Linked DNA regions of Homo sapiens: regions 2 and 3 are each linked to region 1. A link is an interaction called in ENCODE POLR2A ChIA-PET data of the cell type or tissue named here. Cell type or tissue: OCI-LY7. All regions are shown on one strand. Each heading gives the region's core, and the rest is flanking DNA. Links, peaks and the distances in the headings are about the cores only. Region 1 overlaps CXCR5 (C-X-C motif chemokine receptor 5). Region 2 has its middle 30 kb from the start of DDX6. Region 3 has its middle 38 kb from the start of DDX6.

Region 1 (5,395 bases), core at 342-5,341:
GCCCAGTGCCCAGCTCCTCCCAGATGATGCCCTTCCCCCCTCGGCTGCAGCAGCCCCATGGTGCCATGGCCCCCACTGGGGGTGGGGGCGGGGGGCCTGGCCTGCAGCAGCACTACCCGTCAGGCATGGCCCTGCCTCCCGAGGACCTGCCCAACCAGCCGCCAGGCCCCATGCCTCCCCAGCAGCACCTGATGGGCAAAGCCATGGCTGGGCGCATGGGCGACGCATACCCACCGGGTGTGCTCCCTGGGGTGGCATCAGTGCTGAACGACCCCGAGCTGAGCGAGGTGATCCGGCCCACCCCAACGGGGATCCCCGAGTTCGACTTGTCGAGGATCATCCCCTCTGAGAAGCCAAGCAGCACCCTCCAGTACTTCCCCAAGAGCGAGAACCAGCCCCCCAAGGCTCAGCCCCCTAATCTGCATCTCATGAACCTGCAGAACATGATGGCGGAGCAGACTCCCTCTCGGCCTCCCAACCTCCCAGGCCAGCAGGGCGTCCAGCGGGGGCTCAACATGTCCATGTGCCACCCTGGACAGATGTCCTTGCTGGGCAGGACAGGCGTGCCCCCACAGCAGGGGATGGTGCCCCATGGCCTGCACCAGGGGGTCATGTCCCCTCCACAAGGCCTCATGACCCAGCAGAATTTCATGCTGATGAAGCAGCGGGGCGTGGGGGGCGAGGTCTACAGCCAGCCGCCCCACATGCTCTCCCCGCAGGGCTCCCTCATGGGCCCCCCGCCCCAGCAGAACCTCATGGTGTCCCACCCCCTTCGGCAGCGCAGTGTGTCCCTGGACAGCCAGATGGGCTACCTCCCGGCACCAGGCGGCATGGCCAACCTGCCCTTCTAGAAGTCGCTGCCAGGGCTGGAGCCGGGGCAATGTTGCAAATACGATAACCTTAACAAAGTTCTTCCCCTCAATGTTGGGATGGCCTGGGTCGCGGGGTGGGGTGGAGGGGGTGGGAGGGGGCTTGTGTAGGGAGTGGCATTTGTGGAAACCAGATGTGCTGGCAGCTTAGGGGGAAGTGGCAGTGTGGGGTGGGGGATTTTGCATTGGGGTTGGTTCCATTTCGGCCACCAGGACTGCCCCTCCCCCACTCCTCCCAATTCCTATGGAGCCTCTCTATTTTACCTCTTTCCGTGCATCCCTGCACCCGCCACACCCCCTTCAGCTATGCTTTTGGAGTCCTGGATGGGAATCTGGGGGGAGAGAGGAAGGACAGGTCAGGTCTCCCCCAGCCCCTTCTGCTCCTGTCTCCTCGTGTCCGCATTGCTGGAGCTCCACCTCCCTCTTGGTTTCTCCGCACCCGCCCATTTTCCTTCTGTCTTTACCTGCTTCGTATCCTTTCCCTGCTGATGTGGCTGACCCCTCTCCCACCCCTCCCTGCAGGCGGCTGGCCAGGTGGGCAGGTGCCAGCCGGAGCTGTAAATAGAGCGCTGCGCTTTTGTGCTGGTTTGTGCGTGTGCTGTATTTCTGTGTTTTGATAGAAGTCACACAAAAAAAAAAGGATAAAAGAAACCCTTCCCCCCTTCTTCAAGTTATTGCTCCCTCCATTCCCCTGGACCCAGGGACATGCAGCCCTACATGGCCACCCACTGTTTGCAGTGTCTCTGGGTCCCTAAGGGATACCATTCCTGTCTCGTCCCCAAATGGTAAGATGACGTAAATGACCCACTCCTAAACTGAGGTCAGACCACCTAGGCTTCCACCTGGTGAGCCCTAGCAGGGCTGAGACCCCCAGGGCGGCAGCCTGTCTGCTGCTGAGTGATTCAGGGAGAACATGTGTGCACGTGCATGTGTGTTTGCCCACACCGGTGACACGGGGCCCTGGCTTTCCACTTTGGATGCCCGGGCATCCGCTGCTGCTACATCTTAGCCAGAACTTGAAGTCTTTTGTCCCAGTTTGGGATGAAGGAAAGGAGGAAGAGGCGGTGGCTGTGTGGCCCCCTTGAGTGGAGCCATGGAAGGGGTGGCATGGTGCCACTGGGGCCTGTGGCTGTAGTAGCCCTGGGCCAGGTAACCTCCAGGGCCCTGACTTTTCCAGAGGCTGCTGCCACCTACTTCTTATCAAAGAAGGGGGAGAACAGTTCATCTGAGTCAGTGCACCTCCCCTCCAGTCTCCACTCCCTGAGGATGGAATCGGGGAAACAGCATCCTGCCGCCTCCTCTCTGCCTGCCCACTCACCGGCAAGGTTGTCCCTCTGCCCAGGGCTCAGGGCCATGTACCAGATCTGTCTGTGCCCACCCAGGCACAGCCACTGCCTCCCCCTTGGCTCCCTGCTCCTACCCAGGAGAGCTCCCTATCCGCCTTTGGTCAGAGCTGAAGCCATATACGACTGGGTGTTTGTCCCCCTACTTTGGCCCCAGGAGTAAAAAAACTTCTCCTTTTCTCACTTCCTTTCCTGCCTCGGGAGGTGGCAGGGCAGTTCCCTGGCTGAGGCCTTTTGCGCCCCACCTCCAGGACCAAGGGCCATTCTAGACAGGGTGTCTTCTACCAGGACCCGTCCCTAGCCTTCCTGGCCTGGAGGGCCTGGTCTTGCACTGGCAGCTGTAATACAAAGGGAACTCGCCCCACTTCTCCCAGCCTGGTGCTGTCCTCTCGGCCCACCATCGGCCAGGTCCAGCGCTTCCTCTGGGGCTGACAACAGGCCCCTGACTCACCCCGGTCACCTCCCAGGGTCCATGGCCAGGGCCTCTGTGTTTGGGGGGCCACTTGCCCTTCATCCTGCCAGGCGCTTTGCCCGCCCTGCCTCAGCCTGGGCCCTGTGCCCTTGAGCCCTCCACCCCTGGCCCAAGACCCCCCCAAACTGTCTGACTCTGTGTTTCCTGCCCTGAGGAGAGAGGGGTCAGATTGCAGCGGGCCGAGTGCCCTCTCCGTCCCCTCTCCTCCCACCCACGCCACAGGCCAGCCTACTCTTCCCTCCATCCATGGCCACACCCCCAGCCATTTTGTACCATTATATAAATATATATATAAATATAAATATATAAATACAATATGTGAAGACATCTTCTTGGTTTTTATTTTGAAACAATTTTTAGGCTTGTTCCGGGGGTCTCTGTGCTGCCTGTACTGTATTGACCTGTTTTATAGGTGCCTTTTTATTAAAAAGAAAATTCAAAATCCAGCCTCTTGCCTCTTTGCATCTGCTTCAGACTCCCCCATCGATTACCCAGCTTGCGAGGAGATACTCAGAGAAAAAAGGGACGTCTTAGGGCTTCCTCGTTGTCCTGCCGTGAAGACACTCTCACGTGAGCCACAGCTGTTATTTCCCCAGTGGGGCCTCCCAAGGAGCTTGGCTGCTTGGCTTGAGTGGGACAAGGGCAGGGGTCCCTGACTCCCCACCTGATCAAAGGCTGGGGAGGTGGTAGGGAGCACCCAGAACTGCCGGACGGGCCTCCCACACCCCAGGTGAGCAAACAAGCACGGAGCAGCTTCCTGCGGTTCCATCTGAGTGACATCCTCACGGGGGCAGGGCACGGCTTCCTGGGGCCTGGGGACTTCCCTGCCTCAGTGTGTTTCTTACACTTCCCTGCCTAAGGTGATGCCACGGAGGGGATGGTTGAGATGACTCCCACGGGCCCCTTCCAGTCCACCTTTCTCCGTTCCGACTCTGAGTTTCCTCGGGTCTATAGCTTATGGGAAGGGAGTGAGGAGGGGACAAGCCAGCCTCCTTCCCCATCAATGCCCACAACCTCCCATCCCCTGGACCCAGCCACCCTAGGAGTTCTCCACCCCACCCCATCTCGCCTGGCGGAGGGGACCGCCGGGTTTGATTGATCCATCTCCCTCCTTGGGGTTCGGGAAGAAAGCTCTTTTCTTCCCTCTGTCGGGTTTCTTTCTTGCTTCTCGGCCTTCACGCTTCCTCAGGTCACTGGCTGGCCTCCAAGGGCACCTAGAGTCAGCCCTGCCTGCAGACCACCCAGGATCCGGTGACATGGGGTGGACCCAGCGCTGTTTCGGTCAGAGCCAGGGGCAGCTACCTGAACTCAACCAGTCTGAGCTTCCTGCTTGGTCAAGATGACTGCAGGCTTGGGGGCCTGGCAGAATGTCTGTGTTTTTAGGGACTGAGTTGTCCGAAGGCCACACTCTGCTGCCAGCTGGCCTTTCCTCAGCCTTAACCTCCACTCATCCCCTGGTGCTCAGCTTCTGGCTTTGTTTGACAGGTGGGCAGGAGGAGAGAGGGGAAGCTGTGGAGGTCAGCAGCCCCTAAGCTGATGGAGTGTGTTCTGGGAGGGGCAGGCGCTCTCCGTTGGCAAGGGCAGAAGTAGAAGTTGTTTCTTGAGCATTGGATGATTAGGATGGGAGGTGCGTGAGGTTCTCTCAGCCCAGGGGGGTGCAGATGGGTAAGGACAGCCTTCACTGTGCCTTTGAGCTGCTTTCCGCTCCCTGGGCTCCAGCCTAGCCCCAGGGCCGGCAGAAGAGCTGGCAGGGATGTTCTAGAAATGGGGGTTGGTTCCTCTAGCTACCCCAAATGAGGATACTCCTAGGACACTCTTAGCCACGGTGAGCCCTTAGGATCCCAGCTCCTGTTGGAAGGAGCATCCAGCATCACTGCCTGCCCCAAGGAAAAGCAGCAATAAAAGGGGACACTGGGACCTAGAACGTGGTGAGAGAGGTGGCATTCTCTGACTCAGAGAGACTGCTCCTGCGCCAGCTAGGGAAGAGCTGGCACAGGGAGGCAGGGCCGGTACAGCCCAGCTTCGTCAGGAGCCGCGACAGGTCACTGCGGAACTTCACGCCGGCGAAAGTGTAGAGCATGGGGTTGAGGCAGCAGTGGGCCAGGCCCAGGAACTCACACATGGTGATGGCCACGGGGAGAGAGCCATTCAGCTTGCAGGTATTGTCCACGGCCTTCAGCCTCGCCAGGGTGTCCAGGAAGATGACGATGTGGTAGGGTGACCAGCAGAGGAAGAAGATGCTTGTCACCAGGATGGCCACCCTGACTGCCTTCTGCCGCTGAGGGCGCCGCTGGGCCTGGCGCAACCTGTGCACTACCCCCACGTAGCACCAGCCCATCACCAGCATGGGCAGCAGGAATCCCGCCACATGGTAGAGGAATCGGGAGGTGAACCAGGCATGCGTTTCTGCTTGGTTCTCTTGGGAGAAGGTGCAACGTGGCAGGGAGTTGTTGTGATGGCCTTGGCTGACTTTGGCGAAGAGAATCTCTGGCAAGGCAAGGAGGAAGCCCACCAGCCAGATGGTCCCACAGGTGATGTGGATGGAGAGGAGGCGGCGGTGGCGGTAGGCATGGACGGCGTGGACAATGGCCAGGTAGCGGTCCACGGCGATGCAGGCCAGGAGCAGGCTGCTGCAGTAGAAGTTGACTTTGTGCAGGGCAATCACAGTTTTGCAGAGGAAGGTCCCCAGGACCCAGCCCACAGAGCCCTCG
Region 2 (5,395 bases), core at 231-5,230, 75 kb after region 1:
TTAGTAGAGACGGGGTTTCACCATGTTAGCCAGGATGGTCTCAATCTCCTGACCTCATGATCTGCCCGCCTCGGCCTCCCAAAGTACTGGGATTACAGGTGTGAGCCACCGCACCTGGCCCACAAAGCATCTTTCCCAACAGTTGCATTAGTGTTCTACTGTGAGAATATATTATCATTTATTTAACCAGTCTCATATTTTTTGATACTTAAGTTATTCCCATTTTTTCTTATAAATAACGCTGCATCATTGTGAATAAATTTGTGTTATGTTCTGGATAACTTTCTTAGGATAATTTAACAGGAATATGATTGATACGCATCACCAGATGGTTTCCCTAAAAGTGGCATCAATTTAGCCCACCACTAGCAGGGCATAAAGACAGCCACCACACTGCATGCTTGCCAATACTGGGTATTTTCTCACCACCCCCAACCCTTTTTTTTTTTTTTTTTTGAGATGGAGTCTTGCTCTGTTGCCCAGGCTGGAGCACAGTGGTGCAATCTCGGCTCACTGCAAACTTCGCCTCCCAGGTTCACGCAATTCTCTGCCTCAGCCTCCCAAGTAGCTGGGATTACAGGTGCCTGCCACCATGCCCAGCTAATTTTTTGTATTTTTAGTAGAGACGGAGTTTCACCACTTTGGCCAGGCTGGTCTCGAACTCCTGACCTCATGATCCACCCACCTTGGCCTCCCAAAGTGCTGGAATTATAGGCATGAGCCACTGCGCCAGGCCACACATTTTTAACTTTTGCAAATTTTATAGATGAAACGGTACCTGGTTCTTAAAATTTGCATTTCTTTTGTTATTAGTGAAGTTGAACATTTTCCCACGTGTCTTTTAGCCCAATATATTTCCTCTTTTGTGAACTGTTCAACTTCATTTATCTTTCAGCTGGGTCCTTGATCAATTTTGACTACTTTCCTTGGACCCTACCTTTCCTATCACTTCCCAACTCTTAACACATGGGAGTAATTCACTCAGAACATAAAGAAAGGAGCTTTCTAAATAATGAGAATATTTAAAAATATATAGACATCTGAAAAGGGACTTTTCTTCAGAAAGTGTAGAGATGAACAAATGGGGTCAGAGGAAATCTACCACCTCTGACAGGAATATTAGCCCTCTCTGACCTGCTCCAGCAGCCAGAAAAGTTGACAAATGTAGCCCTTCCTGGGCAAAGCACTTGAGAATTTCTGTATTTAAAAATCTCCAATTCTGGCTGGGCACGGTGGCTCACACCTGTAATCCCAGCACTTTGGGAGGCCAAGACAGGAAGATTACTTGTGTCCAGGAATTCAAGACCAGTCTGGACAACATGGCAAAGCCCTGTCTCTACAAAATATAAAAATATTAGCCGAGCATACTGGTGCATACCTGTGGTCCCAGCTACTCAGGAGGCTGAGGTAGGAGGATCGCTTGAGCCCAGGAGGTTGATGCTACAGTGAGCTGTGACTGTGCCACAGCACTCAGTCTGGGCAGCAGTGAGACCTTGTCACACACACACACACACACACACACACACACACACACACACAAACACAAAAAAACCCCTCTGAGTTCAAGTTCCCCATGTCTTACATATAATCTTGAATATCAGCTCCTCAGGATGATGATAAAGATCTAAGCGGTCTTGTATTTGGAAAAGACAAGAGAAGGAGGGGCCACTGTAAACGGGGAATGAGAAGCCATTATCTATTTATGTCCAAGGCTAAATTGATTGACTGATTTTTCATGTCATGAGTTTATTCACAAACATATCTAGTATGCTACATGAGTTCAAGAGTTTGATCCATTTTTCAAAGGGATTGCATCTCTTGAAACACTCTTCATGTCTGTTCAATGGATAAACTAAAACATTCTTATTTCTTAAGCAGTTGGTGTTTTACTTTAAAGAAGGGTGCCGCAGATCCCGATCCCAGTACAAAGTCATCATAATTAGTAACTGCCACGTGTTTTTCATTGAAAATGGCAAATTCTTCCCTGGGCCCTCCGCATAGTGGCTCCTGCAGACCACAGATGTTGTCAACCATCTAATGCTCCGTCCCCACATGGAGCTCTTGGAAGCTCCACCAAAGTTGCAGAGACCCAAGCCAGAAGCAATGGCGGCACCAAACCCACTTGTTCATACCAAGTCCTCCTTTGCTCAGGACCTTGTTCCCCTGTGTCTGAAAGAGTAAATGTAAACGGTATTAACACAGGTATGGGGTAGATATGAACAAGGACTAGCCAACTTTCAGGAGTTTGAACTTCTACACAGACAATTGTAAAGATCTATGTAGGACTCCTCAGTTATTTTGTAGGAAGAAATTGATAATTCCTTGATAATTGATAATGCCTTTTTTTTTTTTTGAGATGGAGTCCCACTCTGTTGCCCAGGCTGGAGGGCAGTGGCACGATCTCGGCTCCCTGCAACCTCTGCCTCCTGGGTTCAAGCAATTCTCCTGCCTCAGCCTCCCGAGTAGCTGGGAATACAGGTGCGTGCCACCACACCCGGCTAATTTTTTGTATTTTTAGTAGAGACGGAGTTTCACCACGTTGGCCAGGCTGGTCTTGAACTCCTGACCTTGGATGATTCACCTGCCTCAGCCTCCTAAAGGGCTGGGGTTACAGGCATGAGCCACTGCGCCTGGCCAATATCCTCTATCTTTAATAAGCATGTCCAAGCAAGAATGGGATGGCTAACTAATCTGAATTCCAGCCAGTCCATGGAAGGTGATGTAAGGTGAAAAAATATGATTTCACAGGGCCAGGCATCATCACATCACCGAGCTACTTGTGAATTAGATAAGCCTATTCGCATGAGGGGACTCTGAGCATGAGTGGGAATCCCACAAAAGTCAAGCTACAAGGTTGAAGGTAGAGGGGGAATACCAAACCGGAACCTGACATTTCATACTGCTTCCCTGACAGGTCCTTTCAAAGAAACAAGAACTGAAATGCAGGCTTAACTGGCATGCAAAACAGGCAGCTATTTCAGTCTGAATCATGAGCAGGGGCCACAGTGGGCTATCTGAAACTGAGGGGCAAAGGAAATCTGCACACCAAGGCCTGAGCTGCTTATGACAAATAATTGAAACTGTCCAGGCAACTGGTCCATTCCAAGCATTAGCTGTGCTGGGAGCTGAGCCATGAAGCAGAATTTTAGATTTTCTTTCTTGCTAGAGCCGTGCAACAATGATCCTTCCCCTCCACCCCTCCCCTCTTCCCCAATATTCCTGCATTCCCCTTGCCTGTCACAGGACTGCGGGGCAGTGGCCTCTTAGCATGGCTTTCCTTTGACTGCGGTGTTGCCACGTCACCTGGTGCTCGGCCCCTCCCCCGCCCTGGCACAGGGTCATAACAGCCTGCAGTGTTGCCAAGGAGCTGGCACCGTCCAGACCCAGTGCACAGGGATGGGCCTGAGATGGCCGGCCACGTCATCTGTCACCCAGGGTGTTTATGCACCCTGCAGTCCAGCAATGCCAGGATCTGCCAAGAATCTTCAGGTTTATTATGCTTTCTTTGGCCTTCAAGAACTGGATGGCTGGCCAGGCGCGGTGGCTCATGCCTGTAATCGCAGCACTTTGGGAGGCCGAGATGGGTGGATCACAAGTTCAGGAGTTTGAGACCAGCCTGGCCAATATAGTGAAACCCTGTCTCTACTAAAAAAACCACAAAAATTAGCCGGGTGTGGTAGTGGGCGCCTGTAGTCCCAGCTACTCAGGAGACTGAGGCAGGAGAATCGCTTGAACCCAGGAGGCGGAGGTTGCAGTGAGCTGAGATCGCGCCATTCTACTCCAGCCTGGGCAACAGAGTGAGACTCCATCTCAAAATAAAATAAAATAAATAAATAAAATAAAAAGCCTGGATGGCTATCATTAAAACAAGTCACAGAAAGCTCTGATGGAAATAATTTTCAGACTTCCCTCTTGAAATATACCTTTTCTGCCTTTTTCCTGCCAATTCATTTTCCTCTCTCCCTCATCTCCCCTTCTGAAAAGGCTTCCTTCACCCTAAGACCTACTCACGCAGGCTCCTAGTCCTCTGTTCCGTACATCAGAAAGGAAGTTTTCTTTCAAGGCCCAGCCGCCTCCTAATCAGGGAAGCTGAAGGAGTGCTTAGAGAAGGTAAATACATTGTGATATTATCTTAAGTTATATAAATGTCTTCGGTACCTAGTCGGCACCAAATGTATTTAGCTTAATTGAAATCAGATGCAAAAATACATGTCCTTGAGAGCCAAAGAAAATTTAATTTTTAAATTATTTATGCACACATAATTCTTAAAATCTCAGGCTCTAGACAGACCTAAGTTTAAATTGAGGCTTTAACAATTACTGGTTGTGACCTTTAACAACTCACCTCATTTCTCTGAACTGCCTCATTTATAAAATGAAGATTATAATAACAAGCCCCTTAGGGCTTTGAGAGGATTAAATGTGATACTCTATGTAAATGAGCCATTTATTCACACTTGTAAACAGTTAAGCCACATGCATCATTCTGAGTGTGTGTACATATTCTTTCATAAATTATCTCTTTTTTTTTTTTTTTTTTGAGACAGGGTCTCGCTCTGTCGCCCAGGCTAATCACAGCTTACTGTAGCCTTGACTTCTCAGGCTCAAGAAATCATCCCGCTTCAGCCTCATGAATAGCTGGGAAGTGCAGGTGCATGACACCATGCATGGCTAAATTTTTTATTTTTAATGGAAATGAGGTCTCACCATGTTGCCCAGGCTGGTCTCAAACTCCTGGCCTCAAGTGATCCTCCCAACTCGGCCTCCCAAAGTGCTGGGATTACAGGCTTGAGCCACCGTGCTTGGCCTATGTCTACTGTTTGACCAGGATCTCTATAAGGGCAGTGCCAGGCTGACTGTCTGAGGGAGTGGGGTTGTCCAGCCTATTGATCCTCCATGTATAATCCCAAGAGAGCTCCAATATAGTCTCATGGTATTTGGGGTAGACTCAGGAGAAAGGCCTGGATCATTGAATTTGAGACACAGCATAATGAACCAACTATGCTACATCAGGTCATGATAGATAGTTGCTAAGTTTTAGGAAACTGATTCATTTATTTATTCATTCATTTATCCAAACATTTATTGAGCATCTGTTATGTCTGAGGCTATAATGTTGAAGAATGTACAAGGTCCCTTTCCTCTTAAGCTTACAGTTTAATTGTTTAACCTAAATAAATAATGAGGCAATTTAATTCATATTTGTTGGAAAACAATTCAGTTCAACTATGTAAAGGAACACTGTGTTTTATTAAAACAGAATTAGAACCCCCAAAGCTTAGCTCTTGAAAGAGAATATCTTACAGGAAGAACTGGCTGGCCAAACAGTCCTGAATCTGTCCCAGTTTCCTCCTCCCTCAGGTTTCCTGTGTCTTTGCTGTTCTTTTTCCATCCC
Region 3 (5,395 bases), core at 68-5,067, 67 kb after region 1:
TTTAAACGTTAAAAATGTACAAGTTGCCTTGTGGCCAGGCGCAGTGGCTCACACCTGCAATCCCAGCACTTTGGGAGGCCAAGGAGGGTGGATTAACTGAGGTCAGGAGTTTGGGACCAGCTTGGCCAACATGGCGAAATCCTGTCTCTACTAAAAATAAAAATAAAAATAAAAATAAATTGGCCAGGTGTGGTGGCGTGCACCTGCAGTCCCAGCTACTGGGGAGGCTGAGGCAGTAGAATCACTTGAACCCGGGAGGCAAAGGCTGCAGTGAGCTGAGATCATGCCACTGCACTCCAGCCAGGGCAACAGAGTGAGACTGTCTCAAAAACAAAAACAAAAACAAAACAAAACAAAAATGTACAAGTTGGTTTGTTACAATAAAACTAAACATATACAAACACACAAAATAAATAAATCCACGTTTGGGGGCTGGGTGCGGTGGCTGATGCTTGTAATCCCAGCACTTTGGGAGGCCGAAGTGGGTGGATCATGAGGTCAAGAGATCGAGACCATTCTGGCCAAAATGGTGAAACCCCCATCTCTACTAAAATTACAAAAATTAGCTGGACGTGGTGGCACATGCCTGTAGTCCCAGCTACTCGGGAGGCTGAGGCAGGAGAATCGCTTGAACCTGGGAGGCAGAGGTTGCAGTAAGTCGGGATCATGCCACTGGACTCCATCCTGGGGGACAGAGTGAGACTCCATCTCAAAAAAAAAAAAATCCATGTGTACTTGTCTCCAAAACTTTTCTTCTCTCACCCAATTCTCCATAATTTCTCATAAATTAGTTTAAATAATTACTACACCTACAAGTTCTTTCAGTGCCCTAGGAGGTAATTTATCTGGGCCCAAGAGTCTTGAACTCCTTGAAATACACAGAGGCTCACTTACTATCTTTCCCACACTTTGGGCTTCAGTTTACATTTAACTCCTTTCTCCTGGCTCCATGTGCCCAAGCACTAGATTAATATCTTACCTACTTGCTCTAAACTATGAAATCCAGCTTCATTGAAGTAGAATTCACATATTATTTAAGTTTGTTTTTTTTTTTTTCTGAGACAGCATGTCACTCTGTCTCCCAGGCTGGAGTGCAGTGGTACGGTCAAAGCTCACTGCAGCCTCAATCACCTGGGCTCAAGCAATCCTCCTGCCTCCTTCCAAGTAGCTGGGACTACAGATGCATACACTATCATGCACAGCTAATTTTGTTTTTTTAGTAGAGATGGGGTCTCACTACGTTGCCTAGGCTGGTCTCAAACTCCTGGGCTCAAGTGATTCTCCCACCTCAGCCTCCCCAACTGCTGGGCTTACAGGCATGAGACACTGTGCCTGGTCCATCACATATCATTTAAAGAATACACATACTTGGCTGGGCGCGGTGGCTCATGCCTGTAATCCCAGCACGTTGGGAGGCCGAGGCAGGTGGATCACGAGGTCAGGAGATCAAGACCATCCTGGCTAACATGGTGAAACCCTGTCTCTACTAAAAATACAAAAAATTAGCCGGGCGTGGTGGCAGGTGCCTGCAGTCCCAGATACTTGGGAGGCTGAGGCAGGAGAATGGCGTGAACCCGGGAGGCGGAGCTTGCAGTGAGCAGAGATCTCACCACTGCACTCCAGCCTGAGCGACAGAGTGAGACTCCGTCTCAAAGAAAAAAAAAAGAATACACATATTCAAGTGTACAATTCAATCTTTTTTTTTTTTTTTTTTTTTTTGAGACAGAGTCTTTCTTGTTGCCCAGACTGGAGCACAATGGCGTGATCACAGCTCACTGAAACCTCCGCCTCCCAGATTCAAGTGATTCTCCCACCTCAGCCTCCCAAGTAGCTGGGACTACAGGCACCCACCATCATGCCCGGCTAATTTTTGTGTTTTTAGTAGAGACGGGGTTTCACCATGTTGGCCAGGCTGGTCTTGAACTGCTGACCTCAGGTGATCCACCCGCCTCAGCCTCCCAAAGTGCTGGGATTACAGGCATGAGCCACTGCACCCAGCGATCATTAACTTTTTTTTTTTTTTGAGGCAGTGTCTCACTCTGTCGCCCAGGCTGGAGTGCAGTGGCAAGATCTCAGCTCACTGCAACCTCCACATCCTGGTTCAAGCAATTCTCCCACCTCAGCTTCCTGAGTAGTTGGGGCTTCAGGTGTGCACCATCACACCTGGCTAATTTTTTTGTATTTTTTGGTAGAGACAGGATTTCGCCATTTTGGTCAGGCTGGTCTTGAACTCCTCAGGTGATCTGACCTCCTCAGCCTCCCAAAGTGTTGGGATTACAGGTGTGAGCCACCGTGCTAGACCTCAATCTTTTTTAGTATATTTACAAGCCTGTGGAACCATCACTACCATCTAATTTTAGAACATTTTCATACTCCATTAGCAGTCAATCCTAAACACTTTTGAAGTGTTTAAAGGACAGTGTCTTTTTATTTTTTATTTTTTTTTGAGACAGAGTCTCACTCTGTCACCCAGGCTGGAGTGCAGTGGCACGATCTCGGCTCACTGCAAGCTCTGCCTCCCGGGTTCATGCCGTTCTGCTGCCTCATTCTCCAGAGTAGCTGGGACTACAGGTGCCTGCCAGCACGTCTGGCTAATTTTTTGTATTTTTAGTAGAGACAGGGTTTCACCATGTTAGCCAGGATGGTCGCAATCTCCTGACCTTGTGATCTGCCCGCCTCAGCCTCCCAAAGTGCTGGGATTACAGGCGTGAGCCACCGCGACCGGCCTAAAGGACAGTGTTCTTTATTACAGTCTTTAGTTGTTTCTCTTTTTAGTCTAAAGAGGGCTTCGCCCTCCTGAGAATTGCTCCTATGACTGGTACACACATGCTCTGCTATTTGTCTTTGAACTTGCCCTTCTGTTTTCTTTCTTTATTTTCTTTTTGATTTATTTATTTATTTTATTATTATTTTTTGAGACACAGTCTCGCTCTGTCACCCAGGCTGGAGTGTAGTGGTGCAATCTTGGCTCACCGCAACCTTCGCCTCCTGGGCTCAAGTGATCCTCCCACCTCAGCCTCCCACATAGCTGGGATTACAGGCGCATGCCACCACACTTGGCTAATTTTTGTATTCTTAGTAGAGATGGGGTTTCACCATGTTGGCCAGGCTGGTCTCCAACTCCCGACCTCAGATGATCTGCCTGCCTTGGCCTCCCAAAGTGCTGGGATTACAGGAGTAAACCACCGTGCCTAGCCCTTCTTTTTGATTAAAAAAATTGTTTTGTTTGTTTGTTTGTTTTTTAGTAGAGACAAGGTTTCACCATGTTGCCCAGCTGGTCTCAAACTCCTGGGCTTAAGTGATCTGCCTGCCTTGGCCTCCCAAAGTATTAAAAAAAATTTTTTTATAGCGATGGGGTCTTCATATGTTGCCCAGGCTGTTCTCAAAGTCTCAAGTGATCCTCCCATCTTAGCCTCCAAAAATGCCGGGATTACAGGAATGAGCCACCATGCCAGGCCTGCCCTTCTGTTTTCTTCTTTTTTACTATATATTTTTTCAATTTATTTATTTATTTAAAAAATGTAGAGACAGGGTGTCACTCTGTCGCCCAGGCTAGTGCTATAGACGTGTGCCACCACACCCAGCTAAATTTTTTGTATTCTTTATAGAGACAGGCCATGTTTCCCAGGCTAGTCTCAAACTCCTGGACTCAAGTGATCTGCCTGCCTCGACCTCCCAAAGTGCTGGGATTACAGGTATGAGCCACTGCGCCCAGCCGTGAGCCACCTGTTTTCTCTTTGCCCTTAGGACCATAGTGGATGGTCATAGTGGGTGTTGTCTCCACAATATCCATTTCACTCTCCCTCAACTGTGTAGCAGCATGTACAGTTGGAGCTCCAACTGCTGGGGAAGGAGGTTTTGACTGTACCACACCTAAAGTCTTTATTTCCTCTATACTTTTCAGTTAAATGAGCCAATACATTTCCTTTATTCTTTAAGTCCATTTGTGGTGTGTTTTTGTTAAATTGATACAGCATCCTACTTAGGAGTCATTCATTTGTTTTTTTTGTTTATTTGTTTTTGTTTTTGTTTTTTGAGACAGAGTAAGACTCTGTCTCCCAGGCTGGCATGCAGTGGCATGGTCTTGGCTCACTGCAACCTCCACCTCCCAGGTTCAAGCAATTCTCCTGACTCAGCCTCCCGAGTAGCTGGGACTATAGGCACGTGCCACCACACCTGGCTAAGTTTTTGTATTTTTAGTAGAGACAGGGTTTCGCCATGTTGGCCAGGATGGTCTCGATCTCTTGACCTTGTGATCCGCCTGCCTTGGCCTCCCAAAGTGCTGGGATTACAGGCAGAAGCCACCACGTCTGGCCTCATTTGTTATTTTTTAACAGCTTTATTGAGACGTAGTTTACATACCATGCAATGTACCCATTTAAAGTACACATACAGGCTGGGTGTGGTGGCTCATGCCTATAATCCCGCACTTTGAGAGGCGGAAGTGGGGCAATCACTTGAGCCCTGGAGTTGGAGACCAGACTGTGCAACACAGAGAGACCTCATTTCTTAACAAAATTAGCCAGGTATGGTGGCGCATGCCTGTGTCTCAGCTACTTGGGAGGCTGAGGTGGGAGAATCCCTTGGGTCCAGGAGGTTGAAGCTTCAGTGAGTTGTGATGGTACCACTGCACTCCAGCCTGTATGTGCCTGGGTGACAAAGTGAGACCCTGTCACAAAACAAAACAAAATAAAACAAAAACAAAACAAAACAACAAACAAACAAGAAAATCCCAAACAACCCAAGATGGGGTACATACAAAACGGTTTTTTAGTTTATTTACAGAGCTGTGCAACCACGGAAGCAGGCAGATCACTTGAGCCCAGAAGTTTGAGACCAGCCTGGGCAACATGATGAAACATTGTCTCTACCAAAAAAATCACTACAATTAATTTTAGGATATTTTCCTCACCCCAAAAAGGAGCCCTATACTCATTAGCAGTCACTTTCCATTTCTACCCATGTTGAGCTCCTGACTTCCAGAACTGTAAGATAATAAAGTGGTATTGGGTTAAGCCACTACATTTGTTACGGCAGCAATATTTATATATCTTCTTTGCAGAAATTTCTATTCAAATCTTTCCCCATTTTTTTTTCTTTCTTTTCTTTCTTTCTTTCTTTCTTTTTTTTTTTTTTGAGACGGAGTTTCGCTCTTGTTGCTCAGGCTGGAGTGGAATGGTGAGCTCGGATCACCACAACCTCTGCCTCCTGGGTTCAAGCGACTCTCCTACCTCAGCCTCCCAACGAGCTGGGATTACGGGCATGTGCCACCACGCCCAGCCAATTTTGTAGCTTTAGTAGAGATAGGGTTTCACCATGTTGGTCAGGGTGGTCTCAAACTCCCAACCTCAGGTGATCCACCCGCCTTGGCCTCCCAAAGGGCTGGGATTACAGG

Evidence for each region. Peaks named below come from ENCODE experiments on the same cell type or tissue, not always from the same donor. Only the 100,000 strongest peaks of a DNase experiment are listed, where the experiment ranks them.
Region 2: POLR2A ChIA-PET joins it to region 1 with 14 read pairs; 8 of 35 experiments call an interaction of 5 or more read pairs at or near these places.
Region 3: POLR2A ChIA-PET joins it to region 1 with 11 read pairs; 11 of 35 experiments call an interaction of 5 or more read pairs at or near these places.

What each region holds. Positions count from the first base shown.
Region 1 is chr11:118,893,871-118,899,265 of GRCh38, reverse strand. It overlaps CXCR5 (C-X-C motif chemokine receptor 5), which reads right to left. Exons shown (of 2, transcript NM_001716.5): 2 at 1,479-5,395. The coding sequence ends at 4,603. BCL9L (BCL9 like) reads left to right here. Exons shown (of 10, transcript NM_001378213.1): 10 at 1-3,130. The coding sequence ends at 851. Among named protein-coding and RNA genes, the nearest start is that of CXCR5, 13 kb to the right of the region's middle. RefSeq lists enhancers at 617-1,124, 2,744-3,502. In OCI-LY7, for the core only: CTCF peaks have their summits at 2,430 and 3,428; DNase peaks (open chromatin) are centred at 2,425 and 3,445; H3K4me3 peaks cover 3,056 bases; H3K27ac peaks cover 4,263 bases.
Region 2 is chr11:118,818,556-118,823,950 of GRCh38, reverse strand. It overlaps the pseudogene COX7CP3. Among named protein-coding and RNA genes, the nearest start is that of DDX6, 30 kb to the right of the region's middle. RefSeq lists an enhancer at 2,811-2,890. In OCI-LY7, for the core only: no CTCF peak of the experiment used is centred there; DNase peaks (open chromatin) are centred at 2,940 and 3,320; H3K4me3 peaks cover 1,086 bases; H3K27ac peaks cover 1,302 bases.
Region 3 is chr11:118,826,348-118,831,742 of GRCh38, reverse strand. No RefSeq gene overlaps it. Among named protein-coding and RNA genes, the nearest start is that of DDX6, 38 kb to the right of the region's middle. In OCI-LY7, for the core only: no CTCF peak of the experiment used is centred there; no DNase peak of the experiment used is centred there.